Regions from separate parts of the Mus musculus genome. Here region 1 is linked to region 2. The links are chromatin loops, found by intact Hi-C in ENCODE. Cell type or tissue: left cerebral cortex. All regions are shown on one strand. Links, peaks and the distances in the headings refer to the core of each region. The heading gives the core; the rest is flanking DNA. Region 1 has its middle 5.5 kb from the start of Gm46455. Region 2 overlaps Carmil3 (capping protein regulator and myosin 1 linker 3).

Region 1 (10,511 bases), core at 1,001-9,000, 350 kb after region 2:
TGATGATCCACACCAATAAACAGTCTGTGATCCAATGGGTCAGGTGGTGCAAACCTGTAGCCTGAGCTACTGGGGTGGCCAAGGCAGGAGGACTACGAGTTCACAGCTGGCATGGGTAATTTAGTAAGGCACTGTCTCAAAATTAAGTCAGGGATGGGAGGTGGGCTCTGAAGGCAGGAAACCTGGGGCTACAACTCAGTGGTAAGACATCTAAGAACCACAACAAACAAAAAAGGAAATGGTATGAGACTGCAGTCTGGCCTGCTGGACAGCACCAGGGCTGTACTCAAGAGATACCTGCTCTCACCCTCATCAATCAGACTGTTGAAACAATACACTCCACAAAATTGGAATCTCCCAATGGCCCAGGCTGGGGATGGAGGGGCAAGGCCTGAGGGCAATTGGAAGAGGAGATGGTCTCCCAGGAAAGATTTGTCCGACATCCTTTCAGGAGAGGCTGGACTGAGACAAGAGTAGTGGGTGAGCTGTACAGGATTGACCCTCTAATTCTGCTGCCTGGACCTTACCCTCCTGTAGGATGCTGAAGAAGGACTGGTGGGAGCTTGCTAAATAGAGTTCTTTGTTCTTCTCCCTAGTGTGGCCTCACTGAATAAAGCTACTTTTCTGCCTTTCACTATTCATCTGCTTTGTCTAATTGGCTTACCGAAGGTTAGTGGGCCAGCCTGACTTGTTAGAGCCCCCAAGCTTATTACAGCTCCTACATCCTGACACTCAGCAGACCAAGGAAATTTTCCCCACCAGCAATCTCTGAGCTCTTTGATGGTGCCAGATACTGGGCAGTGCATATTTATTTTTATGTGTGTGGGTGCTTTGCCTGCATGTATGTTTGTGTACCACTTGTGTGCCTGGTGCCTGGGGAGACAAGAAAAGGGCACCAGATCCCATAAAACTGGAGATACAGACAGTTGTGAGCTGCCACATGGGTGCTGGGACCCAAGCCAGGGTCCTCTAGCAGAGTGTCATGGGGGGATTTCTGAAGTAAGCATTCTACACCCATGAAGGAAGAAGGAAAGAGATGTCGGGTGGGCCAAAGACAGGACAGTTCCAGGAAGGCCTGGGTCACGGCTCCGTTTGCGTTCTCTTGATTTATTGCTGTAAAACTACAAGGTGAGGAGGCCGGGCGAGCCAGTGGGACTTTCAGATGCTTACGTGGCAGTCCGCAGGTTGCTAAGGGCAACGACCCGTGATCTCAGCCATTTCTCCAGGTCATTCTGTTCCAGGTATCGGGTGAAGTCATCTTGGCAACAGGCAGTGCAAACAGTGCTTTTTAAGTAAGTCACTAAATAAATCAATGAATCAGCGTCTAACGATTGGTCTTTTCCACCTCATTCCACTTTAAGAGCAGCCAGTTGGCTAAGCCATCTTGCCAACCTTATTGATTTTGTGTGACAGGAACTATGTAGCTCTGGCTAACCTAGAACTCACAGAAATCAGCCCGCCTCAGCCTCCCAGACTGGGCAGTTGATATCAAGACGCTTCCTTCACTGGGCACCAGGCCCACTCTGACCCCTCCCCCACCACGGAGCATCACGAAGCAAGCGAGGGTTCTGAGCAACAACAAAAAGGATTGCACTAGTGCCTCCTTGCTTCCCACTTGGCAAGGTGTGCCAGAGGGGCCGTGGGCTCTCTGCGGTGTGGGCTCTTGGGGTTATGGGCTCTCGGAGGGCGGGGGCGGGGGGGGGGGATGCGGGGCTGTACAACCATGTCTAACACGGAACTTGGCAGGAAGTACATCTCACCTCAAACTTAAGGTTGTGAGAAATGTTGTTGGGTGTTTTGTTTTGTTTTCTACCAAAAGCCCTTATTTCCTGAACTTACCTTCCTCTTTTTGTTGATTAACCCAACTTCCAACTTGGTCCCCCTGCCTCCTCTGAGGGCTAGGATTAGAGGTGTTGTGCTATCCACACCCTACTACTTAATGATCATAATTAACTGTGTGTAGTCAAAAAGTAAAAAACAACAGAAACCCCCATTCAGTTCTAGACAAAGGGTAAATCTACAATCATTTGGGAAAATGGCTCGTCACTTATAGACGGTAAAAATAGACCTCTGGATGCAAAGGGATTGCATCATGCCCAGCAAAAAGAAGCAGTGCTTGTGTGACAAACCCCTGTGTCTTCACAGCCACATTCTCCGTCAGAGCCCTGCAGGAAAGACAGATGCAAGTGCTCATTAGTGATAAGAGAAATAAGTCAGTTTTGTTACATGTGTACAGTGAAATATTACATAGCGGTGAAAAATTAATGCTCAGAAGATATACTGCACAACAACAACAAAAAAACCCATCTCTTGAAAAGATAGCCAGTGAAGGAAACCTAATTCAAAATGCAAATGTAATTGTACAAGTTTGCCAAACAGACAAAGCAATTCTGTCATGTCATAATGCAAACACATGTTAGAACTCAGGAAGCACGTGGCCGTGACTACTCCAGAGGTTGGGGGGGGGGTGCTTCTGGGGTAAGTGAGAGGCAGGGTTAGGAGGATGAAACCTGAAAGAACAGAGTTTTCAAAGTTCATGGTAAACTTCAAAACTCAAGCAGGTCAAGACGGATTCAAACACTAAACTTCCCGCATCCCTTCCCAGGGTCAAATCTGTAGCCAAGCGTGTCGGCTCATGTCGAGATCCCCACACTTAGAGGCTGCGACCGGCAGAGCATCTCAAGTTTAAGACCAGCATGACCCCGTCTCAGTTAAAAGATAAAGCCACTTGCCACTGTCTCAAGGACTTCCACAGAAATATGATAGGGGTCTTGGAGGGGTTTTTTTGTGGGTTTTATTTTTTTGTCTTGTTTTTCTGTTTTTTAAATAAGGTCTTACTATGTGGTTTTGGCTGGCCTGGAACTCATGATGTAGAGCTCACAGAAATCTACCTGACTTGAATTAAAGTCATGTCCAGCCACACCCAGAAGGACTTCTTTTTATATATAATTCGCTTCGATAGTTTGCAATCGTTTTCATGTTTATTGATGAACTGAATTTGTCCTTTGACATTTTCTTACCGGTGTGCAGTGCATTCTCCTTACTCTCACCCACCTTATATTTTTCCCACTTTCTCCTTCCCACCACACTCCCCTGTCCCACATTCATGACTCCTTGTTTGCTTTGTCACCCGCTGGTTTTAACCAGGACCCTCTGTGTGTCCACAGGCTTGGAATTGTCCACTGTGGCCTGCTGGGTCTACGGTTTGGTTCTCTGAGGGCAATGACTTTCCCTCTGCTAGAATCATCAGGGATGGTGTCCTAGCAGCCCCCAGGTGACCCATGACTGGCTGTCAACAAGCCTCAGCCTATGCAGACACCGGGCAGGCCACCACAGCTGCTGTGAGATCCTGTTTACAATGGCTGTGTCATGTTCTAAAGATACCATTTTATATCTCTCCTACTTATCTCCCTGGCTCTTAAATTCCTTATATTCTCTCTTCCACAATATTCCCTGAGCCTTAGACAGGGCGGTACCCACTTGGGGGGAAGCACTCAGTCATCGTGGAACTGCAATGGATCTCTGCATTCACTACCCTCCACAGAAAAAAGAAAGAAAGAAAAAAGTCTCTCTCGAATGAAACTGGCACTGTCTGTATGTATAAACATGAATCTTTAGACTGCAGTTTGGTGTTGTGTGTCAGTTTAAATAAAAGTACTCATGAGGACCCAGAGGCAGTTTGAATATACTTGGCTCATAAAAAGTGGCACTATTGGGAGGCATGGCCTTGTTGGAGTGGGTGTGGCCTTAGAGGAGGAAGTTCATGGCTGTAGGGGTGGGCTTTGAGGTCCTATGCTCAAGATCTGCCCAGTATGGAAAAGAGTATCCTTCTGGCTGCCTTCAGATCAAAATATAGAACTTTTATCTCCTTCTCCTGAACCATGTCTGCCTGCAGGCTGCCATGCTTCCTGCCATGATGATAGTGGACTGTACCTCTGAAATTGTAAGCCAGCCCCAATTAAATGTTGTCCTTTATAAACCTTGCCTTGGTCATGGTGTCTCTTCAGAGCAATAAAACCCTAACTCAGACAATCCCCAGAGGTCTATAGCCTCGTTTTGTTTAGGCTTTTTTAGTTTTTTCTTTTTTCTTTTTTTTTTTTTTTTAATTAGGATTATGTCTCAGTGCCAGGGATATCTCCTTATGAGTTGTTAGTCAGAGAGGCCCCAGAGGCCCCGAAAACACTATAGACTATTGCCAATACTCTCGGTTGTCATTAGGAACTAGATGGTAGGACCTTATTGTTGCCTGAGCGTGGTGACACAGGCCTTTAAACCCAGTGCTTGAGAGGCAGAAGTGGGCAGATTTCTGTGAGTTTGAGGCTGGGCTGGTCTACTGAGTAAGTTCCATGCCAGCTGGTCTAAGCGTGCCTCCTAGGAAAACCCCGTCGTTAATTTAAAACACCCCTACTGCTGAAGACACTTCCACACCTTTGCTGCAAGATAGAAAGAAACGGAGCTGGGACTGAATCGGAAGCTTCCTCCCTGCTTGCCGGCTTCCGCGGTGTCCAGAGGCTCACGCAGGATGTGAATGATTCAGGCATAGGAAGCTGCCGAGAAGTAGGACTTAGGAAACCCAAGCTTTCCCTCGGAAGACATGGCTTCCCTAGCCAGGACAGACACCCTCGTCTTCAGAGAGAAATGGTGAAAAGGAGTATGTAGTGTGAGCATCCAGAGGAGTCGGGAACAGTGCGAACACCTGTGTGTCTGGAGGGCAGAGACGGGGCCTGTGACTTAAAAAGCAGGCTGTGAAGCTCTCTGAAGCAGGTCCATCACGTGCAGCCAAGCCAGGTAACTCCACATAGAGACCCAGGGCCCCAGGAGGCCTCTCGTGAGGGAAGAGATATGCCCCCACAGATATGTGCAGATACCGAGGCAGGGGGAGGGTCTGGCCTTGGAGTCTCAGGCACAACGAGTTGGAAGACTATGGGCAGCTTGTCTACAAGGTCTTCTTTCACCCAAATCCAACTGTGCCAGCTCCACATCAGCCCAGCAGCTCCTGTGTCTCTCAATATGAGGGTCCCATGTGCTTGTACTCCATCTAGGACTAGCTTCCCACTGAGACAGGGAGAGAGTGGTAGGGGACAGGATTAATCCAGGGCCCCTGGGGACTGGCAACCAGAAGAGAGGTGAACTCCAGCAATGCCAGGCCGAGAGACTGAAGGAGCTTGCAGGAGACCGCAATGTGAATGATTCCTGTCAGCTCCAAACCTACTCTGGCCACTCCATCACCCAGGGACTCCTGGTTACTAAGCAACCCCTGCCTTACCTACTACGTCTGCTCTTGTTCCTTAGCAACCCTTGCATAACCCAATTCCCTTGAGTTCAGAGTTGATATCTATAAATTATAAGTAGATGGGTGCTGCTCCAGCAATGGAGAGAAATTTTATATTAAATTCTGGTCTGTAGCTAGCGTCCTCATGAAGGCAACCAAACTCTTCACGTTGGCAGGCTCAGCCTTGGCTTCCAAATTATGCTTCTTTTGATATTTTATTTCCAAAACTGGACCTACCCTGTTCTCCTCCCACCCCTCAGTTTTCCTCCTTTCCCCTCTGAACTGTCCCTTCCTCTTCTCTACGAAATACATTGAAAGTCTTATATTTCCAGGGGCTAAGGGGGTTTCAGATGTTGGTTGATCTACCTTTTCTAAATACGGGGCTCTAAATATTCTAATACCCCTCTGGGGGATTCTTCTCCCCAAGCCACAACACAGATTAACCCCACACAGTGAGGGTAAGTGAACAGAGAATCAAGGCTCCTCCACTAGACCCAAGAGAAAAAGGATTCACACTTTGTGTGTTAGAGCACCCCCTGCTGGAATGCCTGCGTTATAACATGTCTGAGAAGCCGCCCTGTTTCAGGAAATTTCCTTTGGCCTGCTGGTCTGAGCTTGCCTGATGGTATTACAGAGAAGCTAGCCCACTGACTAGAAAAACAGCTCTAGCCTGGTGCAAGCAAACAGACTGCAGAGAGGAGGTGAGCCTTGTCTATGCTTGGTTCTCCTTACATGCCGTGTGCCTTTCACCCAGAGAGAGAGGGAGCAAGAGAGCCCTCACTCACTGGCCCCCAGAGTCACACTTTATTCCAAGGCAGTCTGAAGGAGCCGAGCTGACAGCAGATCCATCCCCTTTGCAGTGGTCTCTAAGCCTGTCCAAGTTGATTAATTCAGATGCATAGATTTGAGAGTGCAGAAGCCAAATGGACATACTTTCAAACCAGCCCCAAATCAGAGGCCAACGACCTTCAATGCTAGGTCCAAAGCAAAAAGAGAGGGCAAAGAAAAAGAAAAGAAAGATTAGGGGAGAAAGTCGATCCTCGTAGTGCAGGCCCGTAACCTTAGCTACTCAGGAGGCTGAGGTGAGAGGATCGTGAACTCAAGGCCAGCCTGAGCAACTTATGGAGACAATGTCACAAAATAAACATTAAAAAAGAGGCTGGGATTATAAACTAGAAGTAGAACACTTGCCTAGCATATGTGAGGTCCTGGGCTCAATGTTTAGTCCTGAAGAGGCAAGGAAGTAAAGAGAGAAAAGTGGGGCGGAAATGAGGAAGGCAGGCAGGAGGGAGAAAAAAAAAACTCAAGGAGAAAATGAGAAGCACACAATGCTTAAAATGCTGACAGTCAGCGGAGAGCTTAAGGATGCTGCTGGGCTCCTGTCATCCCCTCTCAGCTCCTCTGCTCCTCCAAAAGCCGAGGTGACTTGGGTGATCCTGAGGGTTTCCGTGACCGACCAACAGCAACAGACAGCTGCAGACAAGTCCAGAGAGAAAGCGATGGGACATGAAGTGAAAAGGCATGAAGACTCCGCTCCAAGAGTCGTTTGCCCTGGTATAGCCATGAGGCCTTGTCCCAGACCACATCATTCCAACCTTGGGCTGTGAATGTGTTGGGTTGACCTCACGAGCTGTCACAGAGCTGATTTCCTGGGACTGCCGATTCTATCTGAATAAACTCCAATACGGGTGGAATTTACAGTCCCATAATTCAGGAATGTGGGGAAGGGCCTCACCCAAGTTGGGGAGGGCAGAAGCTGGGGGAAGGGCAGACCTGTCAACAAGTAGATGGAGCCCCCACACCTCCCTCCCAAGGACTCTCCCCCCTGATAAACTGTCATATCAGAAACAGACTCAGAACTCAGGCAGGCTCCAGGCCCCAAACAGGGCAAGCCAAGATGGGCGGGAAGACAGCTCTGGGCTCAGCTGGCTGGAGAGGCAGAGCTGGCCACAAGGCTGCAGAGTCATTTCTGCCAGCACCAGAAAGAGGCCACAGGCCGCAGCTGCAAAGCCACTGAATTGGCTCCTCTTTCCCAGGTCAGACCTCTGGAACTAACCAAATCAATAGCTGGAGTTCCTGGTACCCATGAATCGCTCAGGCTGTCCTAGGGAAAACATACGTCAAGCCCGGAACTATGCTGAGTACTGAAAACACCAAAATGAGGAAGGCAGAGCCTGGGTGAGCATTTCCCCACTGAGTTTCAAAATTAGTACAATTAGGTTTGCCATTGATTGGACGATTCTGATAAATGACGTGCAGAATGGTATGAGCGTGGGGCCCGGTCCGTCTGAGAGCAACGAGAAAAGCCACATGGTGAGGTCAACGGAGAAAGCACTGTGCCTTGAGGTGTGTGCTCAGGAGGACCACTCAGTGATGAGGACAGCAATTGGGGCATTGATGGCTTTCAAGACGATATGAGACCCCAGGACTGTAAATCAAGTGAAAAGGGAAACAAGCTAGACCCGGAACACCAGCTTCTTAGATGGCCCCATGACCGCAGCTGCCCAGCATCCTCACCCTGTGTGTTCTCCACTGACTTCAGACCAACTGGCAAAAAACCAGTCTTGCCTCTGAGTGATTAGGACAAAAAGCTGAGTGCCATCTTGGGCCCTCCCTGCCCTCCTGTCTCCGTATTGGCTCAGTCCTATCTAACACATTGAGAGTCACCCATGACAAGGTCCAGGAAGCAAAGACCTGAGTTTTGCAGCCATCTACTCAGTGAGCCAGCTTGGCAGCTAATCTTTGAGCCCTGGTCTAGTGAAGACAACTGCAGCCCAGATGGTAGCTTGACCACAACCTCATGAGAGCACTGAGCTGGAACCAGCAGGTCAGAGCCAATGTGTTCTCTAGCTTGAGGGTTGCAGGCTCTTTTGTTGTGGAGCAATGGGCAACTAAACCAGGAGCCTCGAGAATAATAAAGCCATTCAAGAGATAACAGAAAAACCCTAGAATATAAAGGGCTTTGAATAAAGCAGCCATAATTAAAACATTGTTGCATTGATGCGTGAACAACTGAAGTCATAAAAGCAAAATTTCAGAAATAGACCCAAACACCTTTGGAGGTAAACTCAGGCTACAGAGTAAGACTGATCCTCCCTCTCCATCATTTAGTAGATATCGATTTCCACTAAGCCATCTTGCCAGCCTCATATAGCAACCGCCATATTTTACACACACTCCTGATGATAGTTTTCTAGTAAACAGTGGTGACACTTATTAACTGATCTGAAGAAAAAAAAAAGTCCAGCTTATAAACTGTGTACTCTGTTCAGAAAAGAGTAAAGAACTTTTGAGGCAGGGTTTTACTATGTAGCCCAAGCTGGCCTTGAACTGACAATCTTCCTGTCTCTTCCTCCTGAGTGCTTGGATTATGAGCATGGCCTTCATGCCTAGCATGTTGCTGTGCCAAGTCCACGCATAGCCCCTCTAGGGCCATGGACCTGACCAGTAAGTGAGGGAATAAGGAAAAGACGGACAAACAAGCTTACAGAAAAACCGGGCTTGGTTGGTCTGGGGTCTCAGCGAAGTTAGCACTTTAAATCAGGCATAACATGTGCCTGCAATCCTAGCTACTTGGGAGGCTGAGTTAGGGTAATTCTAAGTTCAATGTCTGCCTGGTCTACATGGTGAGTTCAAGGCCAGCCTGGGAAAACCAGAGACTTAGTGTCCCAGTGAAATTTAAAGGAGGAGAGTGGGGATAGCTCAGCACTTGCCTAAGTGTGCAGGAATCTGTCTGTGTTCAACCCTAGTACTGAGGGGAAAATAAACACACTTTCTCTTGTGCAATTGTTTTCAGTTTTATTTTATTGTCTGAGAATTTCATAAATGCATATAATGTGTTTTAATCAAATCTACCCTCATTTCCTCTCCTCTACCACTTTTCCTTCCAACTTTACATGCTCTTTTTTTTCTCACTGAGTCTACTTAGGGCCGTCTATACATGTATTATGAGCAGCTACTGGAGCATGGGCAGCCCCTTAAGGGCCACATGCCTGAAGAACACCGACTCCCCTACCTCAGAAGCCATCATTTGCCAATAACTCCTCAGATAAAGTGAGACCTCATGAGCCCTCCCCTCCCCATGCTGGGATTTGGGCTGTCTTGATCCTAACCAAACAGGTCTTAGGCACAAGTCTCGGTTGCTATAATTGGTGCCTGCAGACACAATGACATGTCCAGCAAATGCTCTTTCACCATGAATATTCACTCTCTCTGGCTCTTAGAAGATTTTCTGCCCTCTCTCTTCTGGAATGAGCCGTGGGAGTGGGGGTGATACAGACATCCCATTTAGAACCAGGCATGCACAGTCTTGTACTCTCTGAAAAGTTAAACCCTTAGTGACTTAAGAAAGATGTTCAGCTGCTGCTTCTCGTCCACAGCGGAATCACTATGTCTGAGTAAACTGAGAAAAAAATGAGACGGGCATTCCAGAGAGTTCTCTGACTAGAAGAATGGAGGGATATCCTCCGAAGAAACTGCAAAACTAAATAAATAAAAAGCAAAGATATGAGCTCTCCTTGCCTCCATTATGTGGATATTAGCAGTGAGTGCTATCATGCCTTACACAGCAGAGTATACTGAATATAGGTCTGGGCAAGTGACAGCATCATTTTGAGGCAGTCATTGAGATTTTAGAGAAAACTGAATCAGCTATCGCGAATGTAGAAATGATACACTCTTTGAAAGCCAAAAATTGTCAGCTTTCAAGCTAAGAGTGAAATAGTTACTGGAACATCTCCCCAGATAAGTTATCTCCCTGCCTCAGCTGGAGGAGCCCACAGCGACTCAAGAGTGACAAAGCTCGGACTCCCTCATTCCTCATGGTGCTGAATGCAGTCCGTGAATGGGATTTGGAGCAGCTCAATGCCACTTTGCAAGGATGCAGTCACTTGTCAAATTCAGGGCACAGCTGCAAGCATGAAACCTACATTGCTCTCTCTTCTCTTCTGCTTCATGCATAGGGACTGAGCGTTTTCTCGTAGCCTCGGAATATCATCATGGACTACTCATAACCTCTTCTCTTATCTGAATACTTTTTTTTTCTTTTTTTTTATCTGAATACTTTTTATTTAAGTATTTTGAGATTTTGGTACATGAGTACTGCATTTAGTATCTTTTCCACCCCCTCTCCATATATATGTACACATATATACATGAGTCCATTTAGTGTTGCTCTTCCATGTGTGTGCTTAGGGCTGACCTCTTGGATAACCTGTCAGGATGCCCATCCCTGGGCTGA
Region 2 (8,000 bases), core at 1-8,000:
TCTGCCTCGGGAAGATGGATCCTGCCCTTGGCTTGCCCCTCCGGGTGGATCCGACAGTGTCCTCAGCTGGGTCAGGTGCCGGGCCTGAGGAAGGACAGGCATCATCAGGACCCGGAGGAACGTGCTGACTTCCCTGATCCTGGAGGCGGGGCTGGGGCTTAGAGAGGCAGGAGGGTGCAGGGCAGAGGGAAGGCCTGAGTTCATTTGGGCTCGGCTTGTTTACCAGGCTCTTGTGGGAGTGATACAGCTCCTGGAGGATCTCATCCACTATGGAGTTGGTCAGGTAGGTGACGACGGACAGCTTCACCTCGCTGTAGGTATAGGTGGGGCTGCTCAGCTACTGCCTGCCTGACCCCTGGGCTTCCACCCCTTCTCTCCCCAGACGCCTGAGAATGGACCAGCTGGCTGGGCTGCCCACAGAGAGCATAGTTGCCGTTGGCAGCACCTTGGGTCCAGGATACCCATATCTCTACAGACACGTGTACAGGACGCAGACAGTGATCATTTCAGCAGACACACCTTTCAGCCTAGGTGTGTATGGGCAAAGAGGAACTGAAGGAGGAGAAGGAACGAGGAGGTTCCATGTCAGGAGCACCAGCAGCACAGAGCTAGGTGAACTGGGTGCTACGTAAGCCGTGAGTTGGCTGTTTCACAATGCGTACACTAACTCTCCCTCGCTTTAGTCAGTGGTAGCACCTACATCCAAATGAAATGAAGGGGGTCTAACGAAGATCAGGAAGAAGGGGGCATGTTCATACTCCTGATCTACATACTTTCCTTTGTCTATGTCTCTGAGGAGGCTGTGTCCTGTTTTCAGGAGGTGATTCCTGGTATATGTGTAGTATCTAGAAGTATATACCTATCTATGGGCCACCCTGACCTCTTGGACTCCATCTCAGCTCCCAGATTTCTAGGGCAAGAACGAGTCAGACCCTAAATAGCATGACTGCAATAGTTAAAGATTTATCCCTTATAATGGAAGGCTCTCCATTCATTATTCATCGCTGATAGCTCCAAACTCCCTAAGTGCTCTGGGTCAAATCCAGCCTCCTCCACCCCATGCCCGGCTCTCACTCCAGCTTGTTCTGAATGTCCTGTCCCGCCTGCTCCAGCAGCGCTCCGCGGATGAAGTTCCGGGGCACAGTGACACGTTCTGCCACGTTGCTCAGCATCTTGTTGTGTCCTTCTGCCACCCGCATGGCCACAGGGCACAGTTCCTGTGTTAGGCTGACCATGGATTCCAGAATCACCTGATGAGGAAGAAGGAGTCCCAAGTGGGGAAAGATCAGCGCTAGCACCACAGTGGAAGTTGTTAGCCCATCTATCTAGCTCCCCGTGGTGAGATGGAGGGACCTGACTAAGTCACACAACCATTAGTGTCAGAGCCTTGGATAGCCAGGGTTCTCTGCCTCGATCAGTGCCCTTCCACCCTACCATCCTGACAGGGGAGAGTCAGCCCAAGGATCAGAATCCCTGAGAAGGAGGGGTTGGAGGTCAGGATCCAAGGCTTCAGCTAGAAGAAAAACTAATTCTAAGGCTCTAGGTGTTGCAGGCACAGAGGAGTATGGGGGCGTCTCCATTCTATTTCCTTTGTGCCCTCTGGTCTCTTTGCTCTGACTTCTGTTTTAGTCAACACTGGGCTCCCACCAATGGCCTCCTTCCCCTCCCAGAACTTGCCTGAAGCTCCTTGTCCACAGCTTTGGATACCTCACTGGCTACCGACTCTAGTCTCTGCCGCACAGGCCCATCGTTGGCCAACACGTGACCCAGCTCATAGAGGCTGGGAAAGAGCTGGGAAGGAAGAGGTTCTCTTCAGAGGTCAGAATCGGGCCCCACTAGGTCCCCAGGCTACGAGGACACATGCACGGAGCAATGCTTAGATGCTCCTGGTGTACAACTGGGTGGCCTTCTTGGCTTTCCAGATTGTAGGGAAGGGTGGGGCTGTGGAGGGCTCACCGCCCGGGAGTTCTTGGCGTCCTTGATGAGGTCCCGGGCATAGAGCAGCTCATCTTGCACTGGCTCCAGGGGACATAGTCTCAGGGCCCGCACCTCCTCCTGCACTCGTCCACACAGCCGCTGCAGCATCTGAAGCACAGTGGCAAGAGGGTCGGGGGTGCCAGGTCAGACCCTTTGGGACTCATAGTAGCTGCACACTCATAGTGGCGGTGGTGATACCTCCGTACGGCCCACTTTCTCTCCTCGGAATGCCCTTCCTGAATACCTAGTTGAGCCCCTGGAATGCTCTGTACCCCCTGGCTGCTATTTGCCTGCGTGTATTTAGGGCCCATCATCAGATTATCTCTTTTCTCAGGTCCAGTCTGGGGCACCATGCGATGCCTATGCATCAGCAAGTCACGTCTGTACCCTGCATGCCCCTTGTTCCTGGGAGGGAGGTGTTTACTTGCTCGGCGCTGCTGGTCACCAGGCCCTGCTGCAGCCTGAAGGCTTGCTCCTGAGGGCATGTCTGGGAGTGGTTGTTCCTCACCAGGCACCACTGGATCTAGAGATGATGGAGTGGGAAGGCTCAGGGTTGGGGATGTGGGCTGCTGCCTCTCCGCCCTCCTGCTCTCTCACCCTGCTTAAAGAAACGTGACCCTTCACCTTCTGCCACACATCCTCGGTGCGCTCAGGGGCACTGCGGTAAGCTTGAGAGATGTCGCTCACAGGGAAGGACATGAAGCGCAGTGTATGGTTGCTATGAAACAGTAGTATATAGTTAGGTGGGAAAAGAGACAGAGGGGAGCCCCGCCCCCAAGCCTCTTCTTGCTATCCTGTAGGTCAGGGAACTGGGATGGACCTAGGGTAGTTTAATCTCAGTCCTAGCACAGGGAGGCTGGGGGCCTATGTCAGGACAGAGCTCTGATCTACTCACCTCTCCAGGGCCCTTGCAATGTCCAGGAAGCCCAGGGCAGACGTATTGTTCCGATCCCATAGTATAGTTCTGAGGGAGGGTGAATACCAGTCGACACCTCTCTCTCTGGGTCCTCAGTAAAGACCAGAGGTGTGACCTTCTTTGAGCAACCCCCCCCCCCATAACGAAGCCGACTCAGACATGGTTCCAGAAACGGAGGGCACAGAGGCCAAAGGGAAAATACTCGTATGTGTCAGCGGGTCAGGGATCTAGGTTGAGGGGTGGAGATGCGCGCCTCACCTGAGGGAAGAATTTATCTGCAGCGCCTTCGACAGCATCTTGGCCCCGATGTCCTCCATGCCGTTGCCACTCAGATCCACCTTGGCCAGGCACGTGTTGCTGCCCAGGGCATTGATAAGGATGCTGGTGCGAAGCTTCAGCCTGGAGTCTGCCACGGACAGCGACTGCAGGGACTGAGTGGGAGAACGGAGGTTAGGGTGGGTCCCCATACCACCCACCCACAGGTCCCTCCTAGGCTAGGTCACTCACACAGTCCTCTTCTTGGATCAACTGCACCAGCTTATGCAGGATCTCTTCCAAAGTCCTGTTGGAAGTCAGGGTCAGAGTAGGAGGGGAGGGGACCAGGGACTTGCTATTAGAGGAGGAGAAGGGTGGCCAGAAGTCATCCAGTAATCCAAGAGGACTGGTGGATGGCAGGAACAGGGGCTGTGGGCATAGGAAGGGCTCACTTGGCCTTGACATTGAAGTTCTTTCCTAGGAATAGGTGCTTGAGGGACTTGTTCTTGCCAAGTGCAGGCACCAGCGTCAGGAGGTCTGAGTCAAACCCTGTTTAGTAGATGGGAGAGTCCCGGCCTTGAGGCCCAAGGTGAAGAGAAGAAGTCTCCTCGGGGCTTCACCCCTATGCTCAAAGAGCGGTCTTACTCACCATTATCAGACAGATCTAGGCTGCCTATACAGGTGACAGCCCCCAGCTGCTCCTGCAAGGCCTGGGCTCCTGCTGAGCGGAGCTGCAGGGACAGGGAGTGGGGGTGAGAGGCCAGAGAGGGAGGATGGACGACCGTGTTTAATCTTTAGGGAACAGTGCTAGTCACTCAAGGCCCTGTCTCTAAACCTTGCTACACTGTAACCACCCCTAGGGGTTTCCTTTCCTCTCCCTCAAAAGCCAGCTGCTCTGCAGACAGCTCGCTCCTGCCCTCTGCTGGGCAAGCCTGGTATCAGCCACCCAAAGCTTTAGGGGCAGAAAGATACCGGAGTCTTGAACTTGGATGGCCAGTTTCAGAGGGAAAGGGGTGTGGTCAGTCTAGAGAGCTATTCCCTGTTTCTGCTCTCCACTCTGTGTGTGTGTGTGTGTGTGTGTGTGTGTGTGTGTGTGTGTGTGTGTGTGGCGGAGTGGCAGCATAGAGCTCCGTCTTGACTGAGGGACACTGGTCTGGTGGCTGGGACAGGGGAGACATGGGGCTCACCTCACAGCTGCTAAGGTCCAGGTGCAGATCACTGAGGTGACTGTTGAGGGAGAGGCCCTGAAGAAGTGCCCTGTAGTGGGAAGGTCAGTAGGCCCACATTTACCCCTCCCCAAACACTTCCACGGCTCCCCTGGGCATCTTCCAACCCTTCACCCACCCAACCTGAGGGCCTCCAGGGGCAGCCTTGTGGCTGACAGGTTGACATGGCTCAGGGTGTAGACGCTGCTGAAGAATTGCTTGAAGGCTGGCGGGGCCTCCCGGCCCTTCCTGTGGAGACCCCGAGAGTCAGTAGGGGAGGGCTACGGGCATGGGTTCCTCATCCCTCCCGGCCCCGTCGCCCCCACCTGTGGGAGCAGCTGTTTCGAGCCAGGTTGAGGTAGGTGAGGTGAGAGCAGCAGCCATGAAGGAGGGCGCCCAGAAGCTGTGGAGAGACGCAGCGGCTCTTAAGATCTTGGACCCCCATTCCTGGCATTCCTTTCTCTGAGGCTCCACTGAGAACACCCATTCAGCCTTTTAAAACCCACCTTGCTCTTCAGATGCGGAGGGTAGGGGTGGAGGGTATGTAGGGACATGGAGAGACTCACAGGCAGTGTTTGTATTTGTAAAACAGGACGCTGCAGGCTCCAAGGAGCACTTTCTTAAGTTAGGGGAAAGAAATGTCCTTTCCTGCTAGTAGACATAGAGCCCTGTGCCAGGAATGGAGTGAGGGTCTATTTTTAGGCAAAGCCAGCATGACCTTGTGATCTGAATGAAGTGCATACGGTCTATACTGTGCATGAACCCGAAGTCACCCTTGTATCACCGTCCATGTCTGTGCTCAGGGAAGGAGGGTGAGATGGGAGGCCCCCTCCTGACTTTTCTCAACCCTTTCTGTCTGGCTCCCTCCACCACCAACCCCTCCTCACCATGTCAACGGCACAGTCAGTCCCTGAAAGGTCCAGGTGTACCAAGGCGTTGGGTTGGGCCAGGAAACTATAGAGGGCCTGAGAAAGAAGCAATAGAGGAAGAGAAAAGCGTGGATGCATCTCCCTGCCCCCAGGGGCCATGGGGGGAGTGGCTCCCCTCGAATCCCAAGCATGCTTTTGTAGGTGCTTGAGGCTACCTTCCATGGACTCACATTGGCCTCGTCTGTGGCAAGCAGCCCTGGGTTCTTGCTCAGGTCCAGGTATCGGAGGGAGCTGGCAAAGGCTGGGTTGGCCCCGAAGGTCTGGCCCAGTGCCTGGAGCCCTGAGCACAGCAGGCACTGGGCTGGGTTAGTCCCCATCCTCTTCACCCACGACGATCGCCCCCTCCCCCTCCCCCCCAGCCCCGCGTGATTCCTTTCCCTCGGTGTGCAAGTGTGTGGGCACACCTCTAGGGCTCAACATCTCAGAGGCCGGGGGTCCTGGTGTGAGTACCTCGAGGAGAGATGGCAGTCTTGGCCAGGCACAGTTTGGTGAGGCCCGTAGGGAAGCAGAGGAGCTGCTGGCTCAGGCTGAGGAAACCTGAAGAGTGGAGGAAGCAGGTTGGCGAATGGCCGCCAGCGGAGGGCGAGGTGGAGTGGTCAGACAGGGGCTGGAGTTGGGTGTAGGCCTGGGGTCAAGGATGGAGGTGCTTGGGCTTGGGGCGATCTTCAGGCTGCCAAGGCTCTATTTAGACCTAGGTTTGGGCTCTGGGCTGGGGTAAGGGTCCGCAGTGCAGTGGGGATAGGATTCAGGGCTGGGGCTCACCCTTGTCCTCGATGGGGTTGTGGGACAGAATGAGCGCATGCAGCACACAGCTCCCGTTCTCCCCAAACACCCCGGCCAGCTTCTGGACAAAGTCCCTTCAGGGAAGGGGAGGAAGGATTTGTCCTGAGCTGAGCCCCAAGTCTCCAGACCCTGGCTGGCCCCCCTCCCCAAATCCTATCTGCTCGTCGGGCTGGGTCTATAATGTTAGAGGGCCCCATGGTGGAGGAACAACTTGGGGCTGAGCAGGGTGGTTTTTCCACTCAGGAGTCTGTGGGAGCTGGAAGGTGGGCCTGCCTCCTGCATTCCATACCCGTGGGCATTCTGTACTTCAGCAGGATGTGCTGAGGTAAAGCCCCACTTTGGATTCTTAAGATGGGGGCAGCCCACCCTGCTTGGACGTTGGTGGGACATGAAGTGCATTGTGGGGGAGAGTAAGTTGTGGTGACATCGGGGGCTGAGATCTGAGCCTGCTTTGTGCCTGTCTAAGCACCAGCCTCTGCTGTAAAGTGCGGAGCTAGATGAAACAGCCCAGGGCCTCATATGCTCTGATGTGCCATGGCTCTAGTGAAGAAGGTACAACTGCCCACGGAGGAGCCTGGCCTCACGTCTTAAGCCCAGCATTGTCCAGCACCAGCTCTTCGAGGCTCCCCGACTTGCTGAGGGTATGTAGCACCTGTTCTAGCACTTCTGAGCCCTGGGGACAGAGGGGTCCTGCAATCAAGAGCCAAGAAGGACACTACTCTGCCCGCCTCCCCAGCCGTCATCCTTACCAGTCTCAAGTCTTTGCAGTAGAGTTTGGTGAACCACTGGTTGTAGGCCAGGGCGGCCACCATGAGGGCCAGATCTCTGGGGATATCCGATAGGACAAGAAAAGATGAACCGGTGGCCAGGGCAAGAATGAAGAGTCTAAGGATGGGATGGCTGGGCTGGGGAAAGCTAGATGGGTGGGTGGAGGTGAGCTAGGTGGTAGGAGTTCAGGGGCAGAGCAAGGGCTGTGTGTAGGACCAGAGGAGGAACCCTGAGAGGGACAAGCCATGTCTGGGGATTTGGGGGTTAAGTTTCTGCCCATCTGCTTACCGGCTCTCCAAGTGGCTGAAATCCAAAAGATTGAACTCTCGGTTATCCTCAGCATGGTAGATGGTGTCCACATCCTTGGAGAGGTGGAAGTGGCTCACATTTGCCTCAACCCCCTCCCCGACCCCCTCCCCGAGGACCCCACCTATCCCTGCCAAGTCCCTGCCCAACGCACCCATTGCACCTCCTCTCGGCAGTGGAGTCCATTGTAGTCACACAGGGCAGCGTAGGTCTCAGAGAAGCCACCTGTAGGGCAGGAGATGGGTGGCTGCCATGTTGGTGAGGGGGATGGGAAATCGTCTTGGGCTTCAAGGTACAGTCAAGGTCATTGCATGTGCTAATGTCTGAGCATCCTTCCATGCCATAAACCTCTCATGGTCCAGGAGGCTGACGTCCTCAGGACGGGCAAAGGCCCCTCAGGCAAAATCCATGCCCAGAGGGTTCTGGATATGGGGCAAGATGCTCCAAGACCCATGCTTTCATGTCTGCCCCTGCTTACCACACACACTGTGAGTGGTAGATGTGGAAGTTTCCGAGTTGGGAGATGTGTCTCGGGGTCCCTCTGGGGTGTCCGCATTTCCACGCCGGATCAAACACCTGGAATATGAATAAGTCGTCCCAGAGAAAGGTGGAAAGAGACTCTCAGTGCTTCCTGCATCACGGTGTTTGAGTCTCCAGGGAAGAGCAGAGAGAGCAAGCATTCTCGTTCCAGGAGACCAGATCAACAGGAAGGAGAAATCTACCTTTAGTCTAATCCTTTGGGAGACCCCTTGTCTGCCACTCACCCAGGGCCAGGGCAGACCTTGGAGAGGGCAGAGCTCACATGCCGTGTCACCTGGTCCACACTCTCGGCGGATGGCAGCCGCATGCTCACCGTGCCAC

The links. Peaks named below come from ENCODE experiments on the same cell type or tissue, not always from the same donor. Only the 100,000 strongest peaks of a DNase experiment are listed, where the experiment ranks them.
Region 1: a loop joins it to region 2, with 1.9 times the contacts of the local background. A loop is called at or near these places in 2 of 42 quality-filtered maps.

Annotation. Positions count from the first base shown.
Region 1 is chr14:55,143,990-55,154,500 of GRCm38, reverse strand. No RefSeq gene overlaps it. Among named protein-coding and RNA genes, the nearest start is that of Gm46455, 5.5 kb to the left of the region's middle. In left cerebral cortex, for the core only: a CTCF peak has its summit at 5,819 (motif pointing left); DNase peaks (open chromatin) are centred at 4,492, 5,225, 5,818 and 7,281.
Region 2 is chr14:55,493,543-55,501,542 of GRCm38, reverse strand. It overlaps Carmil3 (capping protein regulator and myosin 1 linker 3), which reads right to left. Exons shown (of 40, transcript NM_001374104.1): 5 at 7,904-8,000; 6 at 7,618-7,715; 7 at 7,294-7,364; 8 at 7,122-7,195; 9 at 6,815-6,890; 10 at 6,650-6,738; 11 at 6,045-6,139; 12 at 5,733-5,819; 13 at 5,453-5,562; 14 at 5,241-5,318; 15 at 4,680-4,756; 16 at 4,498-4,602; 17 at 4,336-4,405; 18 at 3,798-3,879; 11 more. Among named protein-coding and RNA genes, the nearest start is that of Carmil3, 6.5 kb to the right of the region's middle. In left cerebral cortex, for the core only: a CTCF peak has its summit at 4,045 (motif pointing left); a DNase peak (open chromatin) is centred at 4,061; H3K27ac peaks cover 224 bases.